Regions from separate parts of the Mus musculus genome. Here all the other regions are linked to region 3. The links are chromatin loops, found by intact Hi-C in ENCODE. Cell type or tissue: gastrocnemius. All regions are shown on one strand. Links, peaks and the distances in the headings refer to the core of each region. The heading gives the core; the rest is flanking DNA.

Evidence for each region. Hi-C counts contacts between places; a loop is a spot of excess contacts. Peaks named below come from ENCODE experiments on the same cell type or tissue, not always from the same donor. Only the 100,000 strongest peaks of a DNase experiment are listed, where the experiment ranks them.
Region 1: it touches region 3 in a loop (4-fold over the local background); 9 of 42 quality-filtered maps call a loop at or near these places.
Region 2: a loop joins it to region 3, with 3 times the contacts of the local background. A loop is called at or near these places in 7 of 42 quality-filtered maps.

Annotation. Positions count from the first base shown.
Region 1 is chr7:34,402,507-34,412,835 of GRCm38, reverse strand. No RefSeq gene overlaps it. Among named protein-coding and RNA genes, the nearest start is that of Lsm14a, 18 kb to the right of the region's middle. In gastrocnemius, for the core only: a CTCF peak has its summit at 5,139 (motif pointing left); a DNase peak (open chromatin) is centred at 5,117.
Region 2 is chr7:34,384,270-34,394,598 of GRCm38, reverse strand. Lsm14a (LSM14A mRNA processing body assembly factor) reads left to right here and starts at 4,894. Exons shown (of 11, transcript NM_025948.3): 1 at 4,894-5,241. The coding sequence starts at 5,121. Gm12764 (predicted gene 12764) reads right to left here and starts at 5,986. Exons shown (of 2, transcript NR_169160.1): 1 at 5,591-5,986; 2 at 1-92. In gastrocnemius, for the core only: no CTCF peak of the experiment used is centred there; DNase peaks (open chromatin) are centred at 4,880, 5,401, 5,946 and 6,683; H3K4me3 peaks cover 2,500 bases; H3K27ac peaks cover 2,500 bases.
Region 3 is chr7:34,649,599-34,659,927 of GRCm38, reverse strand. It overlaps Kctd15 (potassium channel tetramerisation domain containing 15), which reads left to right and starts at 5,530. Exons shown (of 7, transcript NM_001360820.1): 1 at 5,530-5,681; 2 at 7,246-7,344; 3 at 9,089-9,181; 4 at 9,797-9,972. The coding sequence starts at 9,116. In gastrocnemius, for the core only: a CTCF peak has its summit at 4,169 (motif pointing right); DNase peaks (open chromatin) are centred at 4,237, 4,653 and 5,114; H3K4me3 peaks cover 1,535 bases; H3K27ac peaks cover 1,517 bases.

The sequences.
Region 1 (10,329 bases), core at 3,689-6,188, 250 kb after region 3:
ATTAAAGCCCATACCCACAGTGACACACCTACTCCAACAAGACCACACCTCCTAATGGCGCCACGCCCTAGGCCAAGTATAGACAAATCATCACACAATCTTGATCCGTGGGTTATTTTTTTTTGAAGCTGGGCCTCACCTGGTACCTCAGGCTGGCCTTGACTTGACAATCCTACACTTATGCCTCCCGGGTACCAGGTTTGTAGGTACATTGCTACTCTGCTCGACCTCAGACAGGCCCACACACATCGTCTTTTATGGCTTCATTCATGAGGGTGAGGACCACAGAAAGAAGACCACTGAGGTGGTAGTGATGTGTAATGGCAAGAATTCCTTTCCATTCTTTTTATTTTATCTTTTTCTCATACAAGGTCTCACTGTGTAGCCCAGCTGACCTAAACCTAGCTATATAAACTAGGCTGATGTTGACCAACAGAGATCCACCCCTCTTCCTAAGTGCTAGGATTAAAGGCCAATGCCACCATCCAGCTCTCTTCAAAGTACTACTCACCAGGGGAAAATCCATGCAGGCTCTTCCGGTCCTCACCAAAGCCTTCTACAGAAAAGCATCTTGGGAAGGAAGTTTTAAAGCCCAGCATTTTAGGGCTGGAGAGATGATTTGGTGTCTAGGAACCCTGGCTCTTCTAGATAACTGGGATTCAAATCCAAGCACCCGTGGGGCAGCTCAATATTCTAAGTCCAGTTCCAGGGGGTCAAACACCCTCTTCTGGCCTCCACAGACAACTGCACACAGGTAGTACACTAGCATATATACAGCACTTATATACATAAAATAAAAAATTAAAGTTAGAAAATAAAACACCCATCTTAGTTTCTTTTTTCCTGTGGCTGTAATAAAATACTCCAGCAACAGCACTTAATAAGGGGAGAAAGGACAAGCAGAGAGGAATGAACGGAACGACGGGTCACTGCTCAGCTCATACTCTCTATTTTATACATTGTATACAGTCCAGGATCCCCGGCCGGGGAACGGGCCCATCCACACTAACATGGCCAAACCCAATTAATGTAAATCAAGGTAATTCTCCCACAGGCATGCCAAAAGGCTCATCTCCCAAAGGGTCCCGGTCCTGTGAAGTTGGAGCTTGCCGCTAGACCTCCTCTCTCAGTATCCCATGATGTGAGCGGCTGGCATGACTGAAATCTATCTCAGCACATCTCTCATTGGAATCTGGAGAGAAGCCGGTGTGGGCTACAAAGTCAGTTCAAGGCCAGGCAACTAGGGCTTGGACCTGGAGATATAGTTCAGTGGATTATGACAGAAGAAATAATCATTCTACACAGAAAATCCACCTAGAAATAAACCACTCCATCTATTCTTGCAACTCGGCCTGTAGCCCACACCTCCACAAAGGAAGGGCATCATCCTAGGTGAAGTTCCTAGGTGATGCGTCTGGAGGCTCAGTCCTAAGTGAGCGGAGAACCAGGAAAGAATCATCCCAAACTGTACCAGAGAAGCCCTGCCTCCCTTCCTGCATAAAGCTAGAGCTGGGGCCCAGCAATCGCTCAGCCTGGATCAGCCAGGGAACTGTAGCTTTGAACCCTCCACGACACATAAACCTACAGCAAGAGGTACAGTGTAAACTGGGAAGGCTCATTGCCCAGCAACGCCCAAAAAACCTTGATTCCAGGTCCACCCTCACGCATCTCCCGTGTGAACGCACTCGGTGTCCTGGATGTTGTGCTACTGGGACCTTTGGTGGCTACGTGGATGACCTGTTGCCGCCACGGCCGCAGCCCCCGCCCCCGCCCCCGCAGCCTTGGGCTTCACAGGTCTTGGATTTCACTTGTGTTCTGGCCCTCTGGGCCTCCCGGCCATCCATGCGGCCCTCTCCTACCCTCCCTCCACCTACGTCTGTGGGATCCTAGCCAGAAGTTGAACAGTGTCCCTCCACTCCCTGCTGACTCTACGATGGTTTTATTTATTTGTTTGTTTGTTTGTTTATACACTGTACACTGTAGCTGTCTTCAGACACTCCAGAAAGCGGCATCAGATTTCGTTACGGATGATTGTGAGCCACCATGTGGTTGTTGGGATTTGAACTCAGGACCTTTGGAAGAGCAGTCCGCGCTCTTACCCGCTGAGCCATCTCACCAGTCCTCTATGATGGTTATTATGTTATTCAGTCCCCTCTGAGATTGAGACGGTGAAAATGGGACGTTAAAGGAGCTCCTTAAGATCACAAATCCAGAATGTGCCTGAAGCCGATTGACTGCCTGCTGCCAGCCGCCATCCTTCCTTGTACATTGCACCCAGCAGAACTATGTGTTTTTACTAAGTAGTGAAACTTGGGTCATTTCCATCATGTATATGGCCTCAGTGTTCCTTTATCCCTGTTTTAGTCTTAAACAGCTTTATGGAGAGATGGATATTTAATAGCTTGCACTTTCTGTGTTCAGGAGGTCGAGGCAGAAAGACCACAAGTTTAAGGCGATTCTTACTACATAGTGAGTTCAAGGCCAGTTTGCATTTGAGACCCTGCCCAGGAAGGAAGGAAGGAAGGAAGGAAGGAAGGAAGGAAGGAAGGAAGGAAGGAAGGAAGGTGGGAGGGAGGGAGGGAGGAAGGAGAAAAGAAAGAGAAAATAATAGTTTGCACATACTTAAAGCATGAAGTTTTTTACATGTATGAGTATGCAGCCGTAAAACTATCCCCATAGTCAAGAGAATGGATATCTCCGCCGTGCCCACATGTTCCTTTCAGCCTACTTGCAATTCTCCCCTCTCCCCCACCATAGTATGGATCCCTTATGTAACTGTGGGTCTCTTTCTACTCACTGTCCTTTAGTTTACAGGGAGGCATCATGGCTCACATCTGTAATCCTAGGGCTCTGGAAGTTGAGGCAGGAGGATTGCTGAAAATTCAAGGCCAATCTGGCTGACAAAGTGGGAAAATTTTTTTTTTTTTTTTTTTTCTGAGACAGGGTACATACATGGCCTGGAAACCACTGTCACAGATCTGCCTACCCTGCCTCTGGAATGCTTGGCTTAAAGGTATGTGCCACCACGCCCTGAAGAAGCACCTGAGGAGGAGGGGGGAAGGGGAGGAAGAGGGGAGGGGGGAAGGGAGGGGGAATTTAGAAGTTAGAGGTAAGAGAATCCGGAGTCTACAGAGTGTAGTTTAAGGCTAGCCTGGATTCCATAAGAGACTGTCTCACAAAAACAAAAAACGTGAGTCAAACATAGTAGCCCCTGCTTGTTAATCTCAAAGCTCTCAAGGCCAGGCAGTGCCAGGAGCTTAAGGTCAGCCTGATGTACAATACAGAAAATTTGTTTCAAGAAACCCAAACCAAGCAAACAAGCATAACCACTCATTTTGCAAACTTCTTAACTCAGGCACCTGCCTATTGTCTCTTTCCATGTCTAGGTTTCAGGATGAAGTATCGGTATTTTTCCTCTTCTTCCTGGGGACCTGTCCTTTCATTTTCTAACCATCCTTCCCTGGAAACAGATAAGAAGGTGTGTGTCAACTATGCTGCTAAACAACATTGTTTCTAATGAAAATGACCCCCTAGTTGTTAACTTTTATCTAGGCAAGGAATTGCCATAGCTTTGGGCTCCTTTTCTAACTGCCAGTTCTCCCTTGGGGATGGATCTAGAAGCCAGGCCTGCATGCTGAATTGTTATCAAAGAAACTGTTAGCCAGGGGGGGCAACATGGCGCCTCTCACACCTGCCCCTCACAGATCTTGTCTCCATAATCTGAGCCATCTCTAAGCTTCTGCAAGGCTTCCCACTGCTAGGACTATCTATCAACATTCTTGCTGTCTGTGTGGATCCTGTCCCAGCTCCTTCTGAAGACACCAGTGAGACTGGGATTCTTGTTTGGTTGGATCCTAGAAGACTTTGCCTTGGGCACTGCCGAGCGGTAAGCAACACCCTTAGCTCTTCCAGAACCCTCGATTCAATTTGGCCAGAGGACTGAGTTGGGCAAGGTGGCTCACATCTGGAATACCAGGATTCAAGGGCTAGGGTCAGGCTAGGTATGGTGGCACACACCTTCAGTCCCAGTATTCAGTATTCAGAAGGCAGAGGCAGGCTGATCTTTGTGAGTTTGAGGGCAGTCTGGTTTATGTAATGAGATGCTGTCTCAAAAGAAAGTAAAAGAACTAGAGACAGGAGGAACATGAGTTCAAAGCTGGCCTGAGCTACATAGTGAGACACTTCTTTAAAATATGTGTGTGTGTGTGTGTGTGTGTGTGTGTGTGTAATTTTTTAAAGAAAAGCTTGAAAGAATCTACCTACCTTTCTTATGATATGGAAAAGTCTGTATTGCATGAGGAGATAAATCAGATTGGAATCAAAACAAATCCATGCTGAACAGAAACCGCTCAGAGTCCACCTAAGGGATCTAAATAGAACCGCAGCGGCAGGTGGGCTTCCGGGATAGATTCATGTGCACCTGAAATGGGTACTAGGTGGGTGCAAAGAAGGCTATTGAATAAACTCAGAGACCCCATGCCTGTGATAGGACTCTAGCTGAAAGAGCAAGTGTGACTTCCAGATGGACTCCAACTGTGTCCAGACTCTCATCTTCCCGTATTCCTGTGGAATCGTTAAGAGCGCCGGGCGCAGAGCGCAAATGCAAACAGGCACCGCTACTCCAGCACTACTGAATCTGGAATCACAGATGAAGGGTTAAAGAAAGCTGCCCCTGTAGAAACGCTAAAGAAACTGGATGTGGTAGTTGCACTCCTGGAATCCCAATCTTCAGGAAGCTGAAGCAGGAGGAGCAAGAGCTCCAGACCGGCCTGAGCCTCAGAAAATAGAAGAGACGGGCATGGTGAGCATGCCTTTAATTGAAGCTCTCAGAGGCTCAGGAGGGCCTGATCTATATAGTGTGTTTCAGGACAGCCAGGGCTACCTGGAGAGACCTTGCCTCAAAACAAACAAACAAACAAACAAACATACATACATACATACAAAAGAAAACTACGGGCTAGAACCGGTGAAATAGCTCAGTGCCTAACTTGAAAGCCTGAGTTAGAGCCTTATGATCCACCTGACGGAGAGAGAAAGCTCTCTGAGGATGTCCTCTGACCTCCGAGACACACAATAAATAATGACCGCTCTAATTCAACCCTACACCGCAGGCAAACAGCTGTCCTCTGCTGCCATCTAGTGGAAATCAACAGGAATGTGAGCATTGCTTAAAGCGACAGACTAAATAAATGGGTTAGTTTTTTTAGCTTGGTCTCTTATGTACTCCAGGCCAGACCAGAATTCACTGTAACTCAGACTGGCCTTGAACTTCAACCTTCCTTCCTCAGCATCCAGAGGATAGAATTACAAGTATGTACCACCATTTCCAGCTCGTGAGTGGTTATTTTAAAGGTCTTGAGTTGTTCCTTAAGAGTAATAAAAACTCTGGGGCTGGAGAGATGGTTCTGTGGTTAAGAGCACCGGCTGCTCTTCCAGAGAGTCCAGGTTCAATTCCCAACACCCACATGGCAACTCACAACTGACTGTAACCCCAGTTCCAGAGGATCCAACACCCTAATATAATCATACATGCAGTCAAAACACCAATGCACTTAAATAATAGATGATAGGTAGATAAATAGATAGATAGATAATAGATAGTTAGATGATAAATAAAATAATTTTTAAGGATTACTGAAACCCTTCATTTACATATAGTATTTAGCAACGCGTGCTTTTATAAGGAAGTTGAGTAATTTTCGCTGTAGTTAGCTGGATTGGGGGGAAATTATCATATAATACTATATGATACATAATTTCTTTCTTTCTTCCTTTCTTCCTTTCTTTCTTTTTTTATTTATTTCTTTATTTCTTTCTTTTTTAGACGGTTTCTCTGTGTAGCCCTGGCTGTCCTGAAACTTATTCTGTAGACCAGACTGGCTGTCCTCAAACTCAGAAATCTGCCTGCCTCTGCCTCCCAAGAGCTGAGATTAAAGGCGTGAGCCACCACGGCCCGGCTTGATATATAATTTCTAAAATTATCACAGTAAGGCCAGATGTGTCCCAGCACTTGGGAGGAAGAGGCAGGTGGACCTCTGGAAGTTTGAGGCCAGCCTGGTCTACATAGCCACTTCTAAGCTAGCCAAGGCTATATTGAGAGAACCTTTCTCAACAAAACAAAGCCAATGAATAAACAAATAGGCACAATAAAAGCGGTAGACTACTTCTCTAACAATTAAAAGCACTGATGGCCAATTGCATAGGATATGGGGCCCATATCCCACTGGGTACACAAACACTGGTCACAAAATCTTTTTCTATTGAAGCCATTAACCAAAGTTCCAGGAGTTGACCAGCAAAATGCCCTACCTAAACATTTAATTGTAAGCTTATGTACGTCTCTGAAAGCGTCAACTGAGCTGCTAAGAAGGATGGCTTTGAGTAAAAATGGTCAACTGCCATTGACTGACAGCTAGATGGTGTCACAGCTATCAGCTTATGTTCATCGGTTGTGTGGGAGGTTGTTTGCTTGTGTATTTGTGGGGCTGGGACTTGAACCCAGAGCCTTGCACAAGCTCGACAAGCTCCCCACTCCTGAGCCGCATTTGCCATCGGTACTTTAGGTTGTGTTTTATGAATGTGGAACTTTTTTCGTGGGTCCATCCCTTGCAGAGGCCCTGGAGACTACATCTAGGAAACTGTTGTGGAAGTCTCTGGTGAGGAATGGAGCTTTTTAAATCAGAGCTGCCCTCAAAAAGACCCAGTAGGGGTTGTTTGGTTTGGTTTTTGAGACAGGGTCTCATTATGTAGCCCTGATTGGACTGAAATTCACTATATAGACTCCCACTTAGGTAAAGGTAGGGGGTAGACTTTTATCTCAGGTTAGTTCAATCCTAAACCCCACCTTGGGTGCCAATTTGTTGCTGGAATTTCCAACCCAAATAAGCCCATATAAAAACCACACAATCCAGTTATTATAATTATAAACTGTATGCTTGCATTGGGCAGATCTAACATTATATTAACTTATTCCCCAGCTATGAGACCCCTTGCTACTTGTAGTTTCTTCTGGTCCATCATGGCTGCCTTCTCCTCTTCTTTTGTCCTCTCCCCTTCCCTCTTATCCTCTTCTGGGTCTCTACCTGCCCCCATTTTCAAACCTTCAGCCCCACCTTTCCCCTCCACTGCCCAATTACAGGCTCTAACCTTTACTGACCAATTAAAATGGGGAGAAGGCTCACATGAGATCATCCAAGCATGTGATGGACTGCTCTGCGGGGGTTGGGGGGTCGGGGGGTCGGGGAGAATGGGGGTGAGTCAAAGTGGGCAGCTGAAGAAGCAGAATTAACATCAGAATACAAACAGCATCAGGCCAACCAACAACACAGGATGGATGGCCTGGAACATACAAAGATCAGCTTGCCTCTGCCTCCCCAGTGCTGGAAATAAAGGTGTCCTTGGCCAGTGGAGTTTTTACCTGCTTTCTTGAACTCTCTGAATGACCTACAACAAAGACACTTGCTTCAAGGAATACAGGATGGAGTTGGCCCTGCTGTGAGCTGATCACTGCCCTAGGTCCTTCTGCTCTGGTCATCTCTGAGCTAGCATGTGCATTTATTTATTTATTTATTTATTTATTTATTTATTTATTTATTTAATGGAAATGCTGGGGTTAGTCTAGCGCTGCTTTGTCACTAAGCCCCTCCCCCCCAGCCCTCACTGGAGTTCTTATTTTGAGAGCCTTGAACTTGTGATCCCCCTGCCTCAACCTCCAGATTAGCTGGGATTGTAGGCCTGGGCCTTCAGGCCCCAGGTCCCGTGAGCTTAAAGAAGTCTAACGTCACTACTGGTGGATGCTGTGCCCAAAAGTGACTTTTACCCCCCACTTTCTTTTCAGCGACATATTCATTTTCTTGTTTCTCTGGAGCATTTAGAAGAATGATGAATTCTAAGTAATGTATTGGTGGCACCATAGGTGTGAGAGGGGAAAGAAAAAAAAAAAAGAAATGCATTATTCACATATATATGTTTATGTGTGTGTCCATGTAACATATATTACATTATGTTTTATTATAAATTTAAACAACAAATAGACAAATCTATAATATTGCATCATATATTATTTTATATACATATACATATACATAATGGGCTTTTGAGACAAGGTTTCTGTGTATCCCTGTATAGTCGTCCTGGACTCACTTTGAAGAGTAGGCTGGCCTCAAACTCACAATGCTCCTGCTTAAGCCTCCTGAGTGCTGGGAACACAGGTCTGTGACACCATCTAGGAACACTGCAGGAAGTCTGGGAAGAACTTGATCCCTAGAAGTGTGCCTCTGAAAGCTGCCCCATTTCCTATGCCTCCTCTCTCTCTGCTTCCTGTTTGCTGTGTAGTAACAGTCCCTGCCATATACCCTGGTGCTATGCCGTGACCCTCTGCCCAGCACTGTTAGTGCAGAAGACTATGAAGAACTCTCTGAAACCTGAGTTGGAAACCTATGGTTTCTTTGGAAAGCCAGTTGTGTCAGATGGCGTTTCTCTAAGGCAGACACATGAAGGAGTTTTGTGCTTGAAGCAGACACAGGTGAAAGGATGTTTTTTGCTAAAGCAGGCATGTGAAAAGACACGTGATGAAGGATTCTTTGCTAAGGTCACACATGTAATGGGTCACCTTACGTTTTGTAACTAAGCTGTTTGTTGTGACTCCATAGAGAGAAATGCACCAAAAAACTCCTGGTGGTGTTCTGGCAGCTTCTTGCCACTTCCTCGGACACAGGCTGATGGGCAGAATGACGTCAGCTGAAACAGACCCACGTGCAGAGTCAAGACCCGTGGAGGACATGTGATGTTTGGAGGGAGTATAAACGGGACTCAACTGACTGTGAAAGAGGCTTGCTTGCATAGCTAGCTTTTCGGTGCTTCTTGGTCTCTAGTCTGTGTTGATCTTTGCTTTGCTGAGAGGCACAGCAAAGAGCTTCTCCTGGTCTCTCCTGCCGATTCGTGCGGATTCAGCTGAGGCCTGCCTGTCTCTGCTAGGTCTTACCACTGCTGCTAATTCTTGTTTGCTATCCTGACCCTACTGAACTGGACTGCTTATATGTTCATGAAGTGTTTGCAAGTGGATTGGGCTACTGTTACTGAATCCTGTGAACCGAACAGCTGATTTCCTGACATCAGATTGGATTTTCTCCAAACAACAATTTTTAAACAGATCCACTTCCCCCATATCCTAATAACCTTTCTTTTCCTCTACCTCTGGTGGGTGGTGGGCTAGAAGGGAGGTTAACGCATTTAAGAACCCTTATTAAAGTAGGTTTTGAAAAATCTACAGCTACAGAAACCATATGCCAAAACAAATCACTTCACTTCTGTCTCCTCAGATGTTCTTCTCTTGGACAGACAAGAAAAGATGACAGTCAGATTCAGGTGTAGGGCCTGTGCCCTGAACTTCATCTGCACCGTTCTCCAGTGTGCCGCCAAGGACTGCAAGCCCTCTGGAACCTGTCCACTGCGTTTGACCTTTTAGATTCGAGAATGTCAGCAAACATTCTTTTCAAAGGTTTCTGCCACAACCAGTTCATATACCAGTGCAGTATGAAGGCAGCCCAGGTTGGTTGTGGATGAATGAGCACGGCCATTTGAATATCAATATAGGCGTTCCAGCTCCTGTAGAACATATGAACTGGACGTATGGAGCTCAAGGCGAGCCTGGAAGTCCTGCGTGGGAGTAAACCAAGTCCTGGCACTTGGAAAGCAGAGGCAGGTAGATCTCTGTGAGTTATAGGGCCAGCCTGATCTACATAGTGAGTGCCAGGACAACATAGAGACCCTGTCTCAAAGGGAAAAAAAAATCCAAACAGAAAAGGCCAGTATGGATTACTGAAACTTTGTGTTGGGCAGAGGCAGGTGAATTTCTGAGTTCGAGGCCAGCCTGGTCTACAGAGTGAGTTCCAGGACAGCCAGGGCTACACAGAAACCCTGTCTCAAAAAAACAAAAAAGAAAGAAAAAAAATTTTTTAGGATAAGGGTCTAAAGGAAAGAGGGCTCAGCAGCTAAGAGGACTTGCTGCTTTTTCAAAGAACCCAGGTTTGGCTTTCCAGCACTCACATTGTTTGACTCATAACCTATTACTACAGTTCCAGGTGATCTAACAACCTCTTTTGGACTTCAAGGGCACTACACACATGTCACATACAGACAAACAGGCAAACACACACACACACATACATACTTGCACACATACATTCATATTTAAAAGTAAATTATTTTCTAAATTTAAAAATAGGATTGTTGATATGGTTCACAGGGTAAAGTATCCTGAGTTTGATCCCTGGAATCCACACAGTGGAAGGAGAGAATCTGCCCCTGCTATTGGTTCTCAGACCACCC
Region 2 (10,329 bases), core at 4,274-6,773, 270 kb after region 3:
CAAGGAAGAGGCTGGGAACGGTTGCCCTGCACTGCAGTTGCTTCTGCAGGATGTGATGCTTAGTCTCATGCATTTATCAGCTGTATTTCAATCTGCAAAAAAAAAAAAAAAATTTTTTTTCAAAGAGAAATGACTGAGAGGTTTTCTTTTTCCTTGTGTAGCATTGTTTCATTCTGGAATCTTCCAATTAAGCTTTTGGCTAAACACATAAATATGATAATGATAATTATTCAGGAATTGAGAGGTTTTCGAAAACACTGTGTGCCATTAGAGTAATCAAGCCAAGCTCTCACACATCTTGGCTTTTCAGGATAATTACACCACACTGGAGGCCCAGATGGGGTGAATGAGAAAGCCATGGGTGTCTGCCACATAGGAACAAGAAAACACCACACACGACTACTCAACTGGCAATTGAAATTTGCAGTTAACATTGCACACAAGAAAGGAATTGAAATGCTTGGATTGGGGGCAAAACATTTATTTTCAAAAACCAAACATAGAACAGTAGTAAGAAATATTCCTCACAACCTATTTTGATCGTGTGAGTTAAGAAACAATTTTAAAGCTGAAAATAGTTCATTTTACATGGTCTATTTTTTTAGAGGCTTAAAAAAATTTTTTTAAGCCGTCCGTGGTGGTGCATGCCTTTAATCCCAGCATTGGGGAGGCAGAGGCAGAGGCAGAGGCAGGCAGATTTTTGAGCTCAAGGCCAGCCTGGTCTACAGAGTGAGTTCCAGGACAGCCTGGGCTATATAGAGAAACCCTGTCTCGAAAAAAACAAAAACAACAAAAAAAATTTTTTTGATGTATTTTATGTTTGTCTCCATGTATGTCTATGCACCACATGCATGCTTGGTGCCCTCTGAGTTGTGGAATGTTGTTAGCTGTCACATGGGGGCTGTGAACTGAAGCTGGGTCCTCACAAAAATAAGTGTTCTTAACTACTGGACCACCCACCCACCAAATTTTATTTTTTCATTTTAGGTAGTCTCACTGTGTAGCCCAGGCTAGCAGAGACCTCAGATTTTTTTCTGCTTCCAATCCAAAGGCAGATTACAGGTGTACATCACCACCTGCTATCACACCCTTCTCAGTTCAACTCCCAATTAGACCTAAGCAATCAACTTCTGTTGCATAACTATTTCCTTTGTGGAAGAGAGAGGGTTCAGAAGATTCCCAAAACTAAGCACACAATCTCAGGAAGCTCCTGAATTTTACATGTCTCAGGAAGCTCAGAAAGTAAGGAGATTCACAAGGCCTTTCCCCAAGATTCTATCACAGTCAGTAATTGCTGAGGGGAATGCCTTCTGAGTAGCTGCCTGAAGCTCTGGTAGGGAGCAACTGGATGCAACTTCTAGGAGCTGGGAACAATTTGATTCACTGTGCCCCTGTAAGTAAGCCAAATGGACCCATTTGTTCATGAGCTACACTTGTCTGTGGATAACACTGCCTGGCAGGATTAGGCTTTTGTTCATCTCTCCCAGGGAAAGCCACACAACTGCACTCATCCTATTGACTAGGAAAGGAATAGGGTTGTCCTCTCTGATAAAAATATTGACTCCAATCACTTTAGTTCTTTTAAATAATGTATCTAGCATAGTTGTAAAGGAAGAAAATGTAATTTACACGATTGCAATATTAGAATTAACAATGACCTCACATGTATTTATTATGTGTTAATGAACTGGAGCATTAGATAGACAACATAGGCAAAAACGTGTAGGTTTTCAGGAGGAAAAGAAAATCAATCTTGTTTGTTTTGTTTTGTTATCTTGAGACAGCGGGATCTCATTTTGTAGCTCAGGCCTGGAACTCACAATTCTCCTACTTCCCAACTGCTGGAACTACCAGTGTGGTATATACCTACCTAAATTTAAATAACCTAACTGCCTATTTCTAGAACTGAAAAAGACTATACTTACCGGGATGAATAGCTGGTTAAGGTAAGTACAAGAAAGGCCTGGAGGGATGGTTCAACAGTGAAGGTTGCCCTTCCAGAGGACCTGGCTCAGTTCCCAACAACCACATGGTGGGTCATAACAATCTGTAAATCAAGTCCCAGGGAATCTAACGCCCCCTTCTGGCCTCCACAGTCACTGCACATACTTCATATATAACATATATATGTCTGTACAAACACCCATAATAAAAAAGGAATCTTTTTAAAAAGATAAGTACAAGACTAATTGAAATCAAGAATTTGGAAATTAGCTCAGTGGTACTTATCTAGCATGCACATATAAGGCCGCGGGTTCAATGCCCAGCACCACACACAGGTCACTTTAAAAAAGTGTGGACCTTATATTTAAAAATAAAATTACTGATAATTATAGCCTAGTTGGGTGTAGTGCCAAATGACTTTTCTTGGTATTCAGGAGGCAGAGACACATGGATCCCTTTGAGTTCCAGCCTGGGCTACACAGCAAATTCCAGGACAGTCAGGGCTATATAGACTCTGTCTCAAAACAACAAAAAAGATTTTGCGTGTTTCCTGGTTAGGGTTACTATTGCTATGATAAAACACTACGACCAAAAAGCAACTTGGGGGCGTCAGAATTTCTTCCCTTACACTTTTAGGTAACACTCCCTCACTGAGGGAAGCCAGGACTGGAACCTGGAGGCATAAGCTGATGCAGAGGCCATGGAGGGGTGCTGCTTATAGCTTTGCACTCCATGGTTTGCTTAGCTTGCTTTCTTATAGATCATAGGACAACCGGCCCAGAGGTGGCTCCACCCACAATGGGCTGGGTCTTCCCCCATCAATTAGTTTGTTTGTTTTTTTGTTTTTTGTATTTTTGAGACAGGGTTTCTCTGTGTAGCCCTGGCTGTCCTGGAACTCACTTTGTAGACCAGGCTGGCCTCGCACTCAGAAATCTGCCTGCCTCTGCCTCCCAAGTGCTGGAATTAAAGGCATGTGCCACCACTGCCCGGCCCACAACCACTTTTCAATATTGCCCCAGTGAGGATTAAACTTTACATGAATTCTTGGGAGACACATTCAAACCATCGCAGACACAAACCTTGGGCCCCAGAAGACCCTAGGAACCATGAATAAAGACAGTTTGTTGGGGGTGATGGGGAGAGAGGAGAATAGATACAGTAACGGAGAAATTATCAAATTGGCAATTAAATGTACTATGTAATTGGGACATGGAGTACAGCTAGTTCCATCACCAGCTAACACCATGGAATAAACCCAACAGAGATGGCAGTGATGTGGTTGGTATGTGTGAAGCCAGGAGATGTGAGAGATGTAAATTTGAGAGTTAGGTATCATCAGTTTATAGAAACTGACAAGGGAAAGAATGTGTTCACTATGGAAGAGAAGGCAACATTGGTCTGAGACCTACAAAGGGAAGACTCCAAACGCAGATTTGCACACCAAATAATGACTGTATGCTGAAGCAGGGACCCCCTTGAAGCCACTGGGCACCAGTCACAGCTCAGCTCATCAATCTTCTCTCCTGCTTTCCCGGAACACGCAGATAATCACCATGCATTGGCTCAGCGCACCAGACATCCTACTTGCTGCCTGTGTTCGGCTCTTATCCCAGTTGTTCACTCTTGCAGCAAATGTCTACCGAGCAGCTGTCCTGGGCCGGTTGCTACACTTGGCCCCAAGGATGATGCAAACAGTGTCTAAAACCAGAAACCCTTCCTCAAAATATTTGCATTCTAGCCAAGAAGGGAGACAAACACTTATGACTAAATAGACAAATGCGATGGGGGGTAGGGAGGGAGCAAGGCAAGAAGAGGGGTGTAAAGCGAGATCTACTGTAGTTTTGTAAATACATCACCTCTTAGGGCAGCTTTGAGCAGAGTATAATGAACTGTGGAAGCTGTGAGAAGAAGGGATGCTTGGAACAGTATGGAGCTGTGTAACAACAAATTAAATCATCCATGCCCTCATAAGCCAAACTAGGAAGTCTGGTTTTCACCTTGTGTAAAATGTAACCTGTGGAGCGCACTGAGTAGACGGATGTTATCTTGAGTTGAACAAAAGTCCAAAATCTCTTGCTACTTGAACATGATTCCCCCTGACTGCTGTGTTAAGAAAAACCTAGTAGGGGTAAGAGAAATAGAATTCTTCGGGAGCTACTGCCAACAACTCTGGCCAGGGTAACTGAGGCGTTATATAGAGCTGTACGGATGGAGACGGTCCAGCCTGAACAGACAAGATTTATAGTTAGGACAGGTGTGGAGGTGTAAGACAATCCAGGACTGGGGTCTTAGCTACTAAGCAAACGTTCCCGGTTCATAGTTACCTCCGAGAACAAGCTAGAGGGACGAGTTTGGAGTAAAACCGAAGAGTTACATCTCTGGATGCAAAGTTTTAAGATGCCAATTTGGTATCCGATCGGAGAGATGATCGTTATTAAGAAAGTGGAGCTGACATTAAGTGATCAAAGCGGCAGAGAAACACTTGGACTGGTGTTTCTTGCATAGTTAGTGACCGGGAACATCTTGAAAGCTAGGACACGGATCAAGCCGCATAAAAAGGGTTGGACTCAGTTTGGGGGACAGAGTCCCAGAGCCTCCCGGAGCGGCAGCCCTTGGAGTGTGAGACTCCTCAGGCGAAGATGGCTGCTCTGGCGTTTACAGTGAGAGTTCCGTGGCCCGCGGAGAGCGGCTCCGGAGCTGGGAGGCGACCGCTTACAAAGACTCTGGGCTCGTACCAAAGTGCAGCCCGCCTAGAAATGGCAGAGGCCGCAGTCAGCATCACCAGGCGGGATGGGCCCTCGTCTAGTCTTCCCGCGACATCTAGGTGCCGTGAAAACCTTCCACGTCGGGAGCGCAAGCCAAGCGCTCTGGGCCGCCGCGGAAAGAGCCCGGGACCGTCCGTGAGCTCGGCGAGTCTCGCGAGAAAGCACGCCGCCTCGCCCTCCCGGCATGCCCTGCGCCGCCGCCGCTGCTGCCGCCGCCGCCGCCGCCGCGCCGCGGTTTGAGGGCGGGAGGCTGGGGGAGGGTAAGCGGAGCCGGCGCGGCCGCCATGTTGGTTCTGAGGCGGCTGCTGTGAGGCGCCGACGGAGGGAGCGAGCGAGCGGGCGGGCGGGCGGAGCGGCGGGCGCAGCGCGGGATCTGACTGAGTGCGAGCGGCGGGCGACGGCGGCGGCGCCATGAGCGGGGGCACCCCTTACATCGGCAGCAAGATCAGCCTCATCTCCAAGGCGGAGATCCGCTACGAGGGCATCCTCTACACCATCGACACCGAGAACTCCACGGTAGCCCTCGCCAAAGGTACGGCGGGGCGGGCCTCGGGGTTTTGGGGGGCGCGGGTAGAGCGCCCCGCCGCCCTCGCGCTCTTCTCCCTCTGCGGTCCTCACGGGCCTCGCTCCCTCCCGGCCCCCAAGCGACAAGGGCCGGGCTGCGGCCTCCCCGGGCTCCCCGGGCTGCTTCCTTTCCCCCGAAGCTCCGCGCCTTCCATCCGGGGAACGAGTGCGCGGCGCCCGGGGCGGGGCGATGCTAAAGTCCCGGGAACCAGCCGGAGAACACACCCAGGTTCGCGGCTTCCAAGACCGAAATTCGGTCGTTCCTTCTTCGGAAGCGCCGAACAAAGCCGGAGGAGTCGAAGAATCTTGACGCCTACCTCGAGATGAATGCGGATGTGTTGATTCCTCGGGCACCCATTTTCTCAGCGTTCTTCGTCTGGGTCGGTGGCGACGGTTGTCGAGTGAACTCCTAAGGAGTGTGCTCCAAACTTTGGGTTTGCGCCGCAGACTTGTGATCTCGAAAGGCCGTTTCGTACCGTCCAGTCGATCGCATCCCGTTTGTCTCCTCTGTGATTGTTACCTGTTATGCCGGAATTCTTATGCAACCGAAGGGTGCGCGTTAAAATGCTTGCTTGCTGTCCCCATGGGCCAATTTTCTGGAACCCTGGTAGAAAGGAAAGTTTAAGTTTTGATGATCCGGGACTCTTGTACACACTTCAGAGCGAGTACTATCGGGGCGCTGACCGACTCCGCTGTACTTGGGGAGAGGAAGTTGTGTGGAAGGGGATCCCCCCCTACTTACCCCAACCCCATAGTCTGTACAGTCGATACAGTCAATTTGTGGGTTTTGTTTCCGTTCACGCGTGCTAGTGACAGGAAGGCACAAAGAAAATAAACTTGAGTTTCTGATCCTAGGGGAAGTCTTATAACAGTTTCTGATACCAGGGAGGTCTATTTTCCTACCACACCTAGTAGAATTGTTAAGAACTAAGTATGCTAGGAAAAAAGGTCCTAGGGATAGCAAGATTCTAAATCTAAAAGCATTTTTTATAGATGCTTCTTTTAACAGTTTCAGTTTCTTGAATTATACCTAATAGGGGGTAGGGGTGTGGCTTGATTGACAGCTCTTCTCTAGCAAGTGGGAGATCTGGGTTCCCTCCCCAGAACCACAAAAACAAAGCTTAAAAAAGGGACACTATAAAAGAGTAGGGTGATGTTTTCCACAGTTGCATTGTGATACTTACATAACTTTTGGCAATTTACTTAAAAAAAAAAATCCTTGAATCAAACACTGAAAAGTCAAGGAGTCTGCTTTTTAAAGAGCAGTATGAGGCTTGGTGCTGTGACACTCCCCTGTAGTCCCCGATATGCAAAATCAGGGCTGCTAAAGCAATACAGCTAGGTCATCTCAGTCGATGCTTAAATGCATAAAACCCGGTTGGCTCCCCAGTGAGAAAAACCGAGTGTGGGTGGTGCATGCCTGTGATTCCACCAGGGAGGTCGAAGCAGGAGGTCAGGCATTCAAGATCTGCCTGGTACACATGAAACCCTCTCAAAGAAGGCCAAAACTGAGACTCCAGGAACTACCCCATAACTTTCTCTTTGCCTTATGGAGTTTTGTAACACATTGCCTCTTAAAGAACCTGCTTTCATCTTTGTAGATGTTCACTATACTTAAGGATGTATGATTCTCCTTAGTAATTACTGAAGCCTTGACTAATAGTGTGAAGCTGGGCTTGGTGGTACGGGCCTTGGTGCCGGCGTTCAGGAGATTAGTGCCAGGTGGATCTGAGTTCCAAGCAACCCTCATCAATTTAGAGAGTTCCAAAACTTCCGAGTGAGACACTGCCTCAAAAACAAATGAGAGTTGACTGTGATGTCCTTAAACAGCTTGATGGTGTTAGTTTTAATGACTTTATTAAAGGGTGGGTAAAGCTCTCACCAGGTGTTCTACACACTGGTTGAGAACAGTATTTCTCGCTGAAGTGTTTTTGTAGAGGTTTGGGGATTATTCTTTGCATGGTCTCATGTAGCTTGGGCTGGCTTTCGTCAAGGATGACTTTGAAATATTGATCTGCCAGCTTCCAATTTGAATTCCTAGTCCTCTAGCCACCGCCTATGTGCTAGGATTGTAAGGCATGAGCCAGACTTAATAACTTTTTAAAAAATATTTTTTATTCATATGTGTGTGGTCTGTGTGGTGCTAAGTGCATGTGAGTACTGGTACTGGCAGAAGCCATAGGTGTCAGATACACACACACACACCAGCTGGAGAACCACCTGTCGTCAAATTCAGGTCCTCTGGTAGAAGAGTAGTTTATGCTCTTTAAAAGCTAAGCCAGCATATTTTTGAGATTTCTTTTTTCTTCTGTTTCCCCTGGGTTGGTCTGTTGGTCATTTGGTTTGCCAATAACCCAGGCAGTCCTAGAACTCACTATATAACTCAAACTGACCTTAAATTGTCAATGGTCCTTTTACCTCTGCCCTCCAAGTACTGGTACTAGAGGTGTAAGCCCATGCCCAACCTTTTGGGCTTTTGAGGTAGGGGTCTCACTGTGTGCCCTTCTTAGGCCTTGAATGTTACACTGCTTCCATCTCCATGATTACAGACTTGCCATCACAGCCCGCTTTAAAGATTTTGAATATATTAAATATTAATTGTAAACCTATCCTTTTATATCTTAACCTTCAAAAGATTTGTGACCCAAAGTTTTTAAAAATATGTCTCTTCCAACAAAATATTTTATTAGAGTAAAATTTTGGGCATCTTATTGGTTCATAATAAATTATGAGCATTTAATTTATAATGTTATTTAATCCATGTATCGATATATACTTTTTTCTCCTTAATGTCCAGTACTTAACACTTCATCTTTCAAAATTAGAAGTTGGGGACTAGAGGAATGACTAAAGCCTATATAAGGTGTCTGCCTTAGGTGTTAATTCTTAGGATCCATATGGTGGAAAGAGAACCAACTACAGCAAATTGTTCTCTGACCTGCACAAATGCACACAAAGTAACTTTATTTTTTTTACCTTTATTTTTATTTTATGTGTATGCATGTTTTGTTTGCATGTATGTCTATGCAACACACGTGTCTGGCCCATTGAGGCCTGGAAAAGGCCTCAGATCCTCTGGGACTAGAATTACAAGTGATAGTGAGTACTGAAAGAGCAACTACTGCTCTTAATCCTGAGCCATTCCCCAGCCCCAAAGAGTTGGAGAAATGGTTCAGCTGTTAAGAGCGCAACAGTTTGAACTTTGTATAGATACTTTTTATATATATATATATATATATATATATATATATATATATAGTGTGTGTGTTCTTAGCTTGTTTACAGTTTGGGGCTATTGAGAACAATGCTTTTAGGAAAATTAATGTTTGAATGCACTGATGTGTTGAAATAATTTTCTGGGGAAGCACATACTTAGAATTTGAGTTGTAGGAATATAGGGAAATATGTCTTTACTAAGTAATGCAAAGTAATTTTCTCTAGTAGGTGATTATGCATGTGTATTTTCAACAGCAAGAATTCTAGTTGTTCCATATGTCTCACCAGTCATAGTACTAAATGCCATATATGCCATATATTTTAATTCTCACCAGTTTGATGGGTAGGCAATTCAGTGTATTTTTTATTTGTTTATTTTTGTTACTAATTGGGTGTGTGTGGAGGAAGGTATGTTCACTTGAGTACAGGTGCCCACAGAGAGCAGAGGTGTGGATACTTCTGGAGCAGGAGTTACAGGTCGTTCTGAGCCACCTAATGTGGGTGCTGAAAGTCAGATGTGCTCTTAACTACTTCAGTCTCATGAATGTGGTTTTAGTCCCTAGTTCTCTGTCAGCTAGTGAGTTTTGGAGGTATTTCCTTATCTAAGCCATTTGATGTTCATCTTTACTTAAGTGCCTTGGAAGTTACCACTTACTTTCCCACATCATTTTCTGGAGTTTTGAGTTCTAATAACACATCCTTTGGATGTATTTATTGCAAGTGTCTTTTTCTATGTAGTGGTTTCTTATTGTAGATAGATCTTTATTTTAATTTAGGCATGTTTATTAGGCTTTTCTTGGAGGGCTAGGTGGGTGGTGTGGTTTTTTTTTTTTTTGTTTTTTTTGTTTTTTTTTTTTCTTTATTCCTGTTAATAACCTACTTTTCCTTAATTCAGTACTATGGAAATACTTTTATCTTTTTAGAATGTATTTTATTTTGCTTTTTCACATTTAGGTCTATAATGCTTCTAAAACTGGTTTTGTATATGGCAGAGACTATTTAGATCTTTAACTTAAGTAAAAGATTCACTTGGCTTTTATGGTTTGTATTATGATTTAGGTCTTTTACATGGCTATGACATATAGTTTACATATAGCTGGAACTATATAATTCTTTTGATATTTTGGCTAGTTAACATTTGTATGGTATAGAATTCATTTATGCTTGTTTTAATGTCATTATTAAAAGCATTGCTCTTTTAATGTTCCAGATTGGGTAATAAATTGAATCCACCCACACTAATAAGAAGGTGAAAGCCTAATCTGGATTGGTAATGGTTGGTTTCCCTTGTATTCTGCTAGAGTTTTTATAAATTAACTACCTTCTAGAAGGTGAAACCCAGATAAGTTTCATGGCCTTTGATCCTAACAACCTAACTAAATGTCAGGAAGTCTTAAAGGGCAATCTGAAATGACATTGACAGTCACTTTTTAAGTGTGTTTGTAGATAATCTGGGCCATGGTGTTTTCAGCATCTGCTTTTAGCAGCTCCTCCAGTTTAGCAACTCCTCCTGTGTTATTCTTTTAAAATTAAAATGTTTGGGACTAGAGAGATGGTTCTGAGGGTAGGAGCACTGGCTGTTCTTCCAAAGGACCTGGGCTCCTATTTCAGCACTCACATGGCAGTTCACAGTCATCTGTAACTCCAGACGCTGGGGATCTGACTCCATCTTCTGGCCTCCAAGGGGCTGCTTATGTGTGGTACACATAACATAACATACATGCAGGCAAAGCATCGATACACATAATTTTTTTTCTTTTTTAAAATATTTATTTATTTTGTGTATATGAGTGCACTGTTGCTGTCTTCAGACACACAAGAAGAGACCATCCCATTACAG
Region 3 (10,329 bases), core at 2,616-5,115:
TCTTCCTGGGAAAAACTCCCTGGGACTCTTGCAAAAGTGTCAACAGAACCCTGTGTCCTATGAGACCCGATGGGTCACTAGTAGCCACACAAAGGCACTTAGTAACAGGACCCAAGTGCTGAGCCTGTGGTCTGCTGACAGGATCCCAGAGATCGAGCCTCACAACACACACACACACACACACACACACACACACACACACACACACACGCACACCTGCCCCACCCCCATCCCCAGTTTGCTGCACAAAACATGCTTGACCCTTGGTGGCCCTTGGGTCTCCTACCAATGCCAAGCCAGAGTCTGTGTAGTAATCCACTAGCCTGTTTTCCTCAGTTAAGAGGGAGCAGCCCCACCCCCCATGCCTGGAGGGATTGCTAGGAGGTTCTGTAGGCTTCACTGAAGCAGCTCCCTAGACTGGAATGAGCCTGGAGAAGAACCCAGGTGGAGCGCCTGAGGCTGGTGGCCTGGTTTGGTTACCTGGAAGTAGCCACATTCTACCTGACCACCCCCACCTCTGAGCCTTTTCCCCTGAGGGTGTGGGTGAAAGGTGGGTTAAGCCATCTCCGGCTTGGGCTCGAGGAACTTCTTTAAAATTAAATATCAGGCTAGGCATGGTAGGGCATGCCTTTAAACTCAGTACTTGGGAGGCAGAGGCAGTTTGATTTCTGTAGCTTGGGCTTGGTCTTCACAGAGGGTTCCAGGCCAGCCAGAGCTATGTATAAGACCTTGTCCCCGCTCCCATTTTTCCCCTCAAATCATATAAAAAGACACATCTGTATGTGTTGAGTGATAGTGGATCCAAGAGTCCCCTAGAAGGTGCTGATTTCCTTAGGAGTCAATCTAGGAGTCAATCTCTGTCCAGCCATCTACAAGAGCAGCCAGTGCTTTTATCTGCTGAGCCATCTCTCCAGCCCTAAAGTTTTAAACATTTCTTAAGACAGGGCTCATTACGCAGCCCAGGCTGGCTTCAACCTCGTGAGTCCTGGTAGCCCAGGCATGATCTGTGTGCCAGGCTTTAGCTTTCTCCACAGGTTTAGCTTCTATTTTGCTACCTGGTCGGGGTTTTGGGCAACACCTCACAAACTCTTACAGACTCCAACCCTGAGCACAAAACCATTCTCCTTTCCCCCTAAACTGAGCCCAATTTGGCCCAATATTCATTTCACTCCCAATAAAGGGGCCCCAACCTAGGAGGTAAGTCTGGTTGTTCAAAGCTTATTGCCCCATTTGGGGGCAGTACGGTGTGACAGGGAATGCTGTAGGGGTCATTGGAATAATTTTTCTTTGTCTAAGGGTGTCTAGGTAGGCGTGAAGCTTTCTTGTTTTGGTATTTACTTTCTGAGACCAGGTCTTTTTTTTTTTTTTTTTTTTTCTGAGACAGGGTTTCTCTGTGTAGCTCTGGCTGTCCTGGAACTCACTCTGTAGACCAGACTGGCTTCAAACTCAGAAATCTGTCTGCCTCTGTCTCCCAAGTTCTGGGACTAAAGGTGTGTGCCACCACTGCCCGGCTTGAGACCAGGTCTTAAATCCACTATGTAGCCGAGGCTGGCTTTGAACTCCTCCTCCTACCTCTGCCTCTGAAGCGCTGAGATTACAAACATGGTTTACCACCTCTAGCATGTTGGAGATAGGGTAGCACTCTGTGGCCCAGGCTAGCCTTGAATTCTGCCTCTGCTTCCTCCGTACTAGGAACACTCAATCTGGGCACTCCGGGCCAGTCTGGTTCCTTTGTAGTATACAGAGGTGACCTCTCTTAGTCTTGAGATGGATACAAACATAGACAAGTCTAAATTGACCCTCCCCTCGACCCCTGGAAGTCTCAAGCTGGAGAAGAGCCATCTCTATCCAATTACCCTCCATGCTCTTATCCCTTCTTCTACCAGGATGAAAGGACCCTCAGTCTATTCATCTGTTGTCCAGTCCTAGCATTCCTAAGAATGCTGAAGTAGGCAAACTCATCTTATTTAAGATTCATTCCCTCTTTCTAACTACGGGCCTGTTTGGGGGGCTGTTGTTCCAGTTAGGCTCTCAAGCCTCAGTCTGGCCCAGAACTCACGAGCCGCCTCCCTCAGCCTTCCGAATGCTATGATTACAGGCTTCAACCTCCTCACTTCACTAGCAGATAGATTTGCATCCTGCAGCTAACAGGACTGCTCTGGTTGGAGCAGAAACCTAAATGGAGCACAGATCTGGATCCCCTTGTAGGCTGTGGCAACTTCAGCACTAATCAAATCTAAACGATGCACATTCTGCCTAGATTCATCCAGTTTCGTCACTTGGACTGTAGTAATGAAAGATATAGTCCACAAGATGTCTCGGCCTGTTTCCATCCTGATTACATATTCTCAATTTAAAAACGTACCCCTGCTGCATTGGATACGACAGACCACTAAACACCTATTGTGGGCTATGCCAATTTCTCTTGGTGTAAGAGGTAGTTGACATTTAGCTAGAAACTTAAAAAAGAAAAAAAGCTTTATTTTATTCTTGGATATGCATGGGGGCGGGGGGGGGGGGTGCAGATGCCCTCGGAGGCCAGAAGAGAATGTTGGGTCCTCTGGAGCTGGAGTTACAGGCAGTTGTAAGCTGCTGTGTGGGTGCTGAGAACTGAATTCCTGCAGGAGGAGCATATGGCCACAACTAGTGAGCCATCTCTCCAGCCTTAGCCAGGAACTTTTAAAACACCTGAGACAAAACTCAGACCGAAGCTTACCCTTCGTGACGCACACAGAGCTCAGCCATTCGATGAGAGACGATAGACGGTGGAGACAAAGACCGGGAGCATCAAGGAAATAAAGGTCCTTCAAAATGGTCAGCCCTTGTTCTGATTAAATTGTGCATTTTTAATATAGTTGGTATCAAGTGGAACTTAAAAAAAAAAAAGAAACATGTGGGAATTTAAAATAAAGTGAAACCTGCTATTTTTCAGGGTCAGCAGTATCACGGTGAGATTTGTCTCTTAAACAATGACACTTGCTATCTCTGGAGTTCTATGAATACTTTTGAAGTGTCATATTAAAACCAATCTCGTGGCCTTGAGGCAAGGGGAAGCAATTAGTCGTGGAGTTGTGAATAAATAAAAATCCATTTATACACCCGTCCTTGACATGTGCCTTGTGAATCTTAGAAACTTCATCTAGAGGGAAAAGAAATGTTAAATCATGAATACCAGTCCTAATCACATTGCCATGTGGCTTCCTAAAACAGTTGAGTTTATTCCAATCTTTTAAGTATGAATTTATATGTATGTATTCACCCGTATTGAACACAAAACAAAGACTCACCCACAGCCATGCAGGTGACAAGAAGAGAGGGGGTACTGAGGCCCGTCGGGCGGTGACAAGCAGTTTTCAGAGCGTCACTCCTCAAGTGAGCCTAGCATACTCTCCTGGCTCTCCCTGTTTCAAAGCCTAGGAAAGGTTTTCTCTCTGAAGCTGAGGGCATTCACATAGCAGCTTGCTCTACTGAGGTCACCATTCTTGCAAAGTGCTTTTCACCTCATTCTAAGGGTCAGCTTTTTCAACACTGGGGGGGTTTACTGTTTCTAAGTTCTACTACCTTGAGCTGTCCAAAGCCTGGGGAAGCCAGCAAAGAACTGAGCAGACCATCCAGCCGAACAGGACCTCCCTCACCTGCATGCTCACCAGAAGAGTAGCACTGTTTAAGCAAAGCTGGGAGCTAGTCCAGGGTGGTTTCAGAGCCTGGGAAGCAAACGTGGGCGACCATGGGCCCCCACAGCACAGATCCCTGACCTACTTCGCGGGCCCCTTTCTGTTCTAGGAGCAGCTTAAAATCCATAAATTAAGGAAATTAACTGATGGGGCCTGCGGCATCTTTGTAAGCTATTTAAATCTATAAATTTACAACATCTTCTGCATATATCAAGTAATTGAACTAACTGCGGGGATGTAACTTTAATGAGAAAATTTCCCCCTTCTCCAGTAGTTTGAGATAATAAATAAATAAATAAATAACTCCCTCAGGAGGAAAGTTTCTTATTCCCGCGTGAAGTTACAGACGCGCGGACGGATGCTCTCTCCGCACTAGAGGTCCCCTGAATAAGGGGAGACTGGGTCCTCTCCCCAAGCCCCCACCCCCATTATCTTTCTCCAGTGTTCCCGTCTGGCCTCGAGAGCACCCCCAGGAGTTTGGCCAGTAGAGGGCGCCCAGGCCCGGCCGGAGTCTGTAAAGGGGGGCCCGCGCCGCTGCTCCCGGCCGAAGCGCACCCGCCTTCCTAGCCGAAAGCCTGCCTTTGGCCCGGGAGTCCCGGGAACCAGGCGGGGGCGCAGTCTGGGCAAAGCGCACCGGCCGCGATCCGTTTCCTAGGAGCCGAGAAATGGTCGAGGAGGAGGGACGGGCGGGGCGCAAGGGAAGGAGGAGGAGGAGGAAGGGGCAGCGGGGGAGCAGCTAGGGGCATTCTGGGTGCAGGCCTCCGCGCCGCAGGGACCTTTGGCCGCCGCCGTCTCCATCGCGCCGCGCTCGTCCAGGAAATGGCGCGAGTGGCCGCAGGCGACGGGCCGGGTGCCCCGCGCTCCCCTCCCCCGCGGTGGCCACCGCGTGTCCGCAGACGTCACGGCCGGCGCTGCTCCCCGGGAGAGGGGCAGCCGGGGCCGAGACCCGGGGAGAGAGGGAGGGAGAGAGGGAGGTAAGCCGCCTGGCAGCCCAGTTTCTCTCCCCTCCCCACACCAAGTCCCGCCCTCAGCCCCGGGGCGCCGCGGCGGCGGCTGCTTCTCTCCTCTTTGTAACCGAGGAGTCGAGAAATGTGAGAAACGTGCCCTGTGTTACTTATTTGGGAGTCGAAAATTTATGCCCAGCTGAAAGCGCCCGGGGAAATATTACATCAGATGAAATGACAATGATTAAAATCAGCCTCTCCCCCGCCCCCTCCTCGAGCCCGGAGGAGGCCCGGGCGCCGCGTGGCCGGACGGCGGGGGGCTGGGGCGCAGAGGGCGCGGGGCTCGGGCGCAGCGCTCCCGGAAGGGTACTGGTCCAGCCCCCTGGCACCCAGGCACGGGGCTCCGGGACCCACGGGTGGGGATCGCGAGGTGGGAAGGAAGTGGTGGCGGTGGGGAACGGTGCATTTTTTTTTTGTCGCGGAGCGCGGCAGGCGCGGGCGCGCGGAGCTAATTGCGACTCTAATCCTCTGCCCCGAGGCGCAGCCGAGCCCCGAGCCAGGAGTCGCCCGCGCGCGCCCGCTCGCGCTCGCCGCGCCGGGGTAATTTGGAACCGGATCGCTGCCCTTTGCAATCCGGGCTGGGCCGCGGCGAGGCGCACAGGCTACCGGCTGGTTTTGGGGGGCTATTTTCTCCCCTCCAGCCATCGGGGGAGGCCGCTGGAGAGAGAGGGAGGAGAAGAGGTGGGAGCGGCGGGAGGGCAGCCGGAGAGCTGCGCGAAAAGGAGGCGGCGGCGGCCGCGGCGAAGAGGGAGGAGGCGAGGGGAGGGCGGGGAGGGGAGGCCCCGGCGCGGCGCGCCGCGAGGGGCCGCGCGGAGCGGGGGCCGGGGCGGGAGGGGTGGGTGGGGGGAGGGTTGGGGGCGAGAGAGAAAGTAACTCCAGGACGAGACCGGAGCGACCCGCGCGCATCGAGCGCTAGGCGACGGGGCTGCGCCGGGCGCCCGACACCGGCGGCTGCGGGGGGCGGGGGCTGCGCCGGTGCCCGATCCACTGCTCCGGCTCCGAGGTAAGCCCAGCACGGGCGGCCACCGCTCAGTGCCGCACACCCCTGGTTCCCAAAGTGGCTGCAATTCCGAGAAAGTCACTCGGCCCCGGGCCGGGACCTAGGCTGGGGGCGGGGGGGCGGCTGCTTTGTCCCTCTGCTGAGCGCAGGGGCTGGCGGCGTGGGGGCGCCCAGCACAAAGGCCTGGCGCGCACGGGGCGGGGGGGTGCCCACGTGGGCTGGTCCTAGCCGCGGGTGGACCCTCCCCACTCGGCCGGGCTCTGATCATCCTGCTGTGCGGAATATGCGTCCAGGTCCTCCGCACTCTGGTTCCAGTATGGGCTCGAGTGCCCTGCAGAGCTGATGACTTTCCTGAGTCTGAAACCGGCTCCATGCAGCTGGGCTTTCGGGGCTCACAGGACCGGGTTGGCGCCCAATTTATAGAAAAGAAAAAAGTCTCTAACGGGACAGATGTGCGTTCTCTGACGCCCACCCTACGAGTCTCATGCTAGACGCACTGGTGGTGGTTCCAAGCTCAGGAAGGATGTGGGGCGGGGAACGCGCCGCCCCAAGACCGGACCGCGGTCTCTAGATTTCCACTGCCCACACGCACCCCCTCATCTGGATGCGAACACCCTCATTCTCCCACTCTCGCGTCACAGTAGCACCTCTCTACCCTCCCTCGAGAAGCCCCCGACTGTAGAAAGATAAACCTTCAAGTTTTCACTCCGTGTCTCAAATGTGCATGAAGGAATTTAACTGCGCGAGTGAATAACAGCATTAGTTTCAATTAATTTTTTTTAAATCCCGGCAACAATAAACTTTGAGAACAAAAGCGCTTTTACGTCCTTAATTAGGCGAGCTTCCCATCTGTGGTCTTGAAGTGTCTGCCTCTTGATTTAACTTTGTCTCCGCCCCCCACCGCACTCCCACCCCTTCTTCGCTGGGCCCTTCGGGTACCTTGGCCACCCCGCCCGCGGGGCCGGAGGTTCGGCCCAGCGGATCCTGTAGCCCCGAAGTTCACACCGGCCGGCTGGCTTTGCGGCCCCGCTGGCGCGCACCAGGTGGCCCGCTGCGTCCCTCCCGTTCCACCCCTGGACAGTCCTGCAGGCCCCTGGCACTGCTGCCTCGGGCAAGCGCCCTGGGCGTAAGAGCTGAAGGGAACTGGAGAGGCGCCTTCTGTTTACCTTTTATGGTTAAGATAACAGCTTAGCAAAAGAAGCGACTTCACGAAGAAGCGATTTAGTGAAATCGTCTCAAGCTGCCGCAGCTCAGCCAGTTTAATCACCCCCAGAGAGCTGAACAACTGCGAGCACAATGGGACACAAAATCATTTTGTGTGTAAATGAGCGTGGCATTCTGCTCACTTCCCTCTGCTCGGGCGGGCGGGGCTCGGCTGCGGGTGGGCGCGGGACCGGGGTCTCCCACCACAGCTTGGAGAAGCGGGTCAATGCTGGGCCAGTTTGCAAACCCGCTGAGGTCCCTGCAACAGGCGGCTTGGCCAAGCCTCAGCCGCGTCTGGGTCCTGGTGTTTGGTGCAGGGAACTTGTGTCTCTTATCAATTGCACGTCTATGTTTGTGATCTCAGCAGTGTTCTGGGAAGAAGGGTCGTGGTCCACCACAGATGCGTTTGGCAGAGGGAGCAGTGGAGATTCGGGTCAAGGCTTAAGGCCTGGGGCTTCCAATGGTGAGTTTCTGGTTTGTGTTGTGAGAAACAGGCTGAGGGCAGGCTGGGGCAGCTTGGTAGATGGGCGCTTGATGCTACTTGTCACATCTGAGTTGGGTCCTGGTAGTGGAAAAATGTGGTGCTTTGGTAGAATTTGGGTGGGAATTCTATCTCTGTTGACCTTCAGTGGGTGTTCCTTTATGGCATCCTCTCCCCCACCCCCACCCCCCCTCCCAGGACTGGATAACCCATCCCTTGGGTCCGCTTTGGTTTTTCAAAAACTTCCTTGAGGTAAATGACCTGGGATGTCCAAAGCAGGGGACTGAACAGCCACCCAACTCTTCCAGGAGGATAGAACACCCTCCCTCACCCCCAAACAGTCTCAGGTCAGAGAACTTCCCAGGGCAGCGGAGAGGTGAAGCAAATCATAGGAGGGGAGACACTTACCTTCCATTGAATCGGTTCAGTCTATGTACCTCAGACCATGTTTTATCATTGCATGCTGAATGTTAAGACAGAGATCTAGAAGTTTAACAGAAAAAGCACCATGTGGGTACCCAGGATAGCATGTAGTTTTGACACATAAGGGTTAAATCTGTGTCAGAGAAGTCCAGGTTATGTTTGTAGACTTCCCTCCTCCCCTTTCCATGTCTCTCTGTGTGTGTATGTCTGTGTGTATGTGTGTGTCTGTGTGTATGTGTGTGTCAGTGTGTGTGTCTGTGTGTCAGTGTGTGCATGTGCGTGTGTGTCTGTGTGTGTGTGTGTGTGTGTGTGTGTTCCTCTATTGCCCTTGGAGACAACCCGGAGCCAGTGAAAGGGGTAGCTAGAAACCCGCCCTTCCCCACCCCTTCTTCAGGGGCCCCCTGAAAAGCCCCCAGGGTAGCTTCTGGGGACTGAGGCACAATTTTATTTCAGGTGTCTGTGGCACATAGGAAAGTCCCTGAGTAGCTCTGGGGAGGAGGGGAGAAAGCCCATTTGCTGATTGCTGTCTGGCCAGCTCTCAATGCCTCAAGGGCCTGTGATCCTGAGGGGGTCTGGAATACATTAGGCCCAGGCAGCACCATTCTGGGGGTCTATTGGAGAAGCAGGGAGGTGCAGAGTAGGCAAACAAAGACAGGTCCTGTCTGCCTGCCGTGGAAGCTCTAGGTGACTGGTGGCTTCCCAGTGATGCTCCTGCATCTCTGTGCCCTGGCTTCTGTGGAAAGAGGTGTCCTATACAAACTGCGTCTTCTTCACTGGGTGGTGAGAGATCCTAGGCTCCCCAGCCAACTGAGGGGAGCGGCACCCCCACCCCCACCCCCCCACCCCCGCCCCAAGGTTCTCTCCACTGATGCAAGAGGAGACACGCTTGGTAACACGGCTCTAAGTCAAAATACCAAAGAAATCAGATTTGTTCTGAAACATTGCAGGGCAATAATGGCGAGCATATGTTTTAGGCTGTCATTAGCCAAATTAGCAGACATGGAACTGCCTAGAAAACGTGTGTGTGTGTGTGTGTGTGTGTGTGTGTGTGTGTGTGTGTGTGTGTGTGAGAGAGAGAGAGAGAGAGAGAGAGAGAGGCTATGCTGTGGTCTGGAGGTCTGCTTAGGGGTATGGAGGGGTGTGTGTGTGTGTGTGTGTAAGAGAGAGAGAGAGATGTTATACTGGGGCCTGGAGGTTTGGTGGGATCTGGGGAAGCTGCTTGGTATATATACATGGGGTCCCAGACAGCATCTTTGTAGAACTCATTGGTGGCGGCTGAGAAATAAGTCACTGCTTCCTACAGATACTCTGGGCAGGGATGGAAGCCTAGATGCCTCACCGCAAGGAGCGGCCGAGCGGGTCCTCGCTTAACGCACACGGCAGCAGCGGCACGGCGGTGAGCTTGCGTGGTGGGCTGGGTTGGCCCCTCGGCCCCTCTTTGCTCTTTTCTAGGGTACCTGCTCACTAGCTGCAGGTCTTCTGAGACTCAGTACATAAGAGATGGGTATTGACTGTCTGTATGATTATGTATTTTTTTTGAAACGAAAATGCTCTTAATTTGATGTGAAATTTACTACATGTATAAAGCTCAGCGCCTTAGGTGCTGAGGAAGTCACTAATTTAGAGGTGTCTCGTTACTGAGACAAACTTGCAAAAAACCCCTGAATCCCAATTCACAAATTGGTGATTCGTTTGTCAGGGGATATTTCACATCTAACACATAAGCCCGCGACCTTTAATTAGAATTTTGCAGTTTGTTTTATGCCCCTGGAGGCTGACACCTTGAAAAAAATTTTTTTTCTTGATTTCTTATTGCTAATAAGCATCCTCCTCCCACCCCCAGTACTTTGAAGAAAATGATGCAAACACACTTAATTACAGTGGTGGCCATAATTTGTCAGCTGAATATGTGATCAGGCACCAGAAGAAGTGATCTGATTAAATATTTGATCACATTTCGAAATAAAGGCTGTTTAGGAACCCTTGTTTTCCTATGTATTTCGATCTCTAGGAGGGAGGAAATATGTCCCGGCTGTCACTCACCCGGTCGCCTGTGTCTCCCCTGGCTGCCCAGGGGATCCCACTGCCAGCTCAGCTCACCAAAGCCAACGCACCCGTGCACATCGATGTGGGAGGTCACATGTATACGAGCAGCCTGGCCACACTCACCAAGTACCCTGACTCCAGGTAAGATCTCTGCTCTCAGTGTCGGGCAGTGTGAAGCCCAGGTATCCATAGGATACCATTAGAGTATGAAACCAAGGCCTGTCGCTCCCTGATGCTCTTGACTGTTTGAGAGACTGCTTGCTTGTGGAAGGCCACTTCTGACAGTGGCTTTTGACCCTACGCTGATAGCCTTTGTGGCATAACATGGAGTTCCTGACCTCTATGGCAGATCCAGTCCCACGTGAGCCTGGCCAACAGCTGGCTGGGGAGTCTTAATAGAGTGACACCCAGGAGTCAGGTGTGGGTGGACATGGTCGTTCCTATTTCCAGTTCTTACCCTTGGGGAAAAGCATAGAGTGTCAGCTGCAATTGCACCCT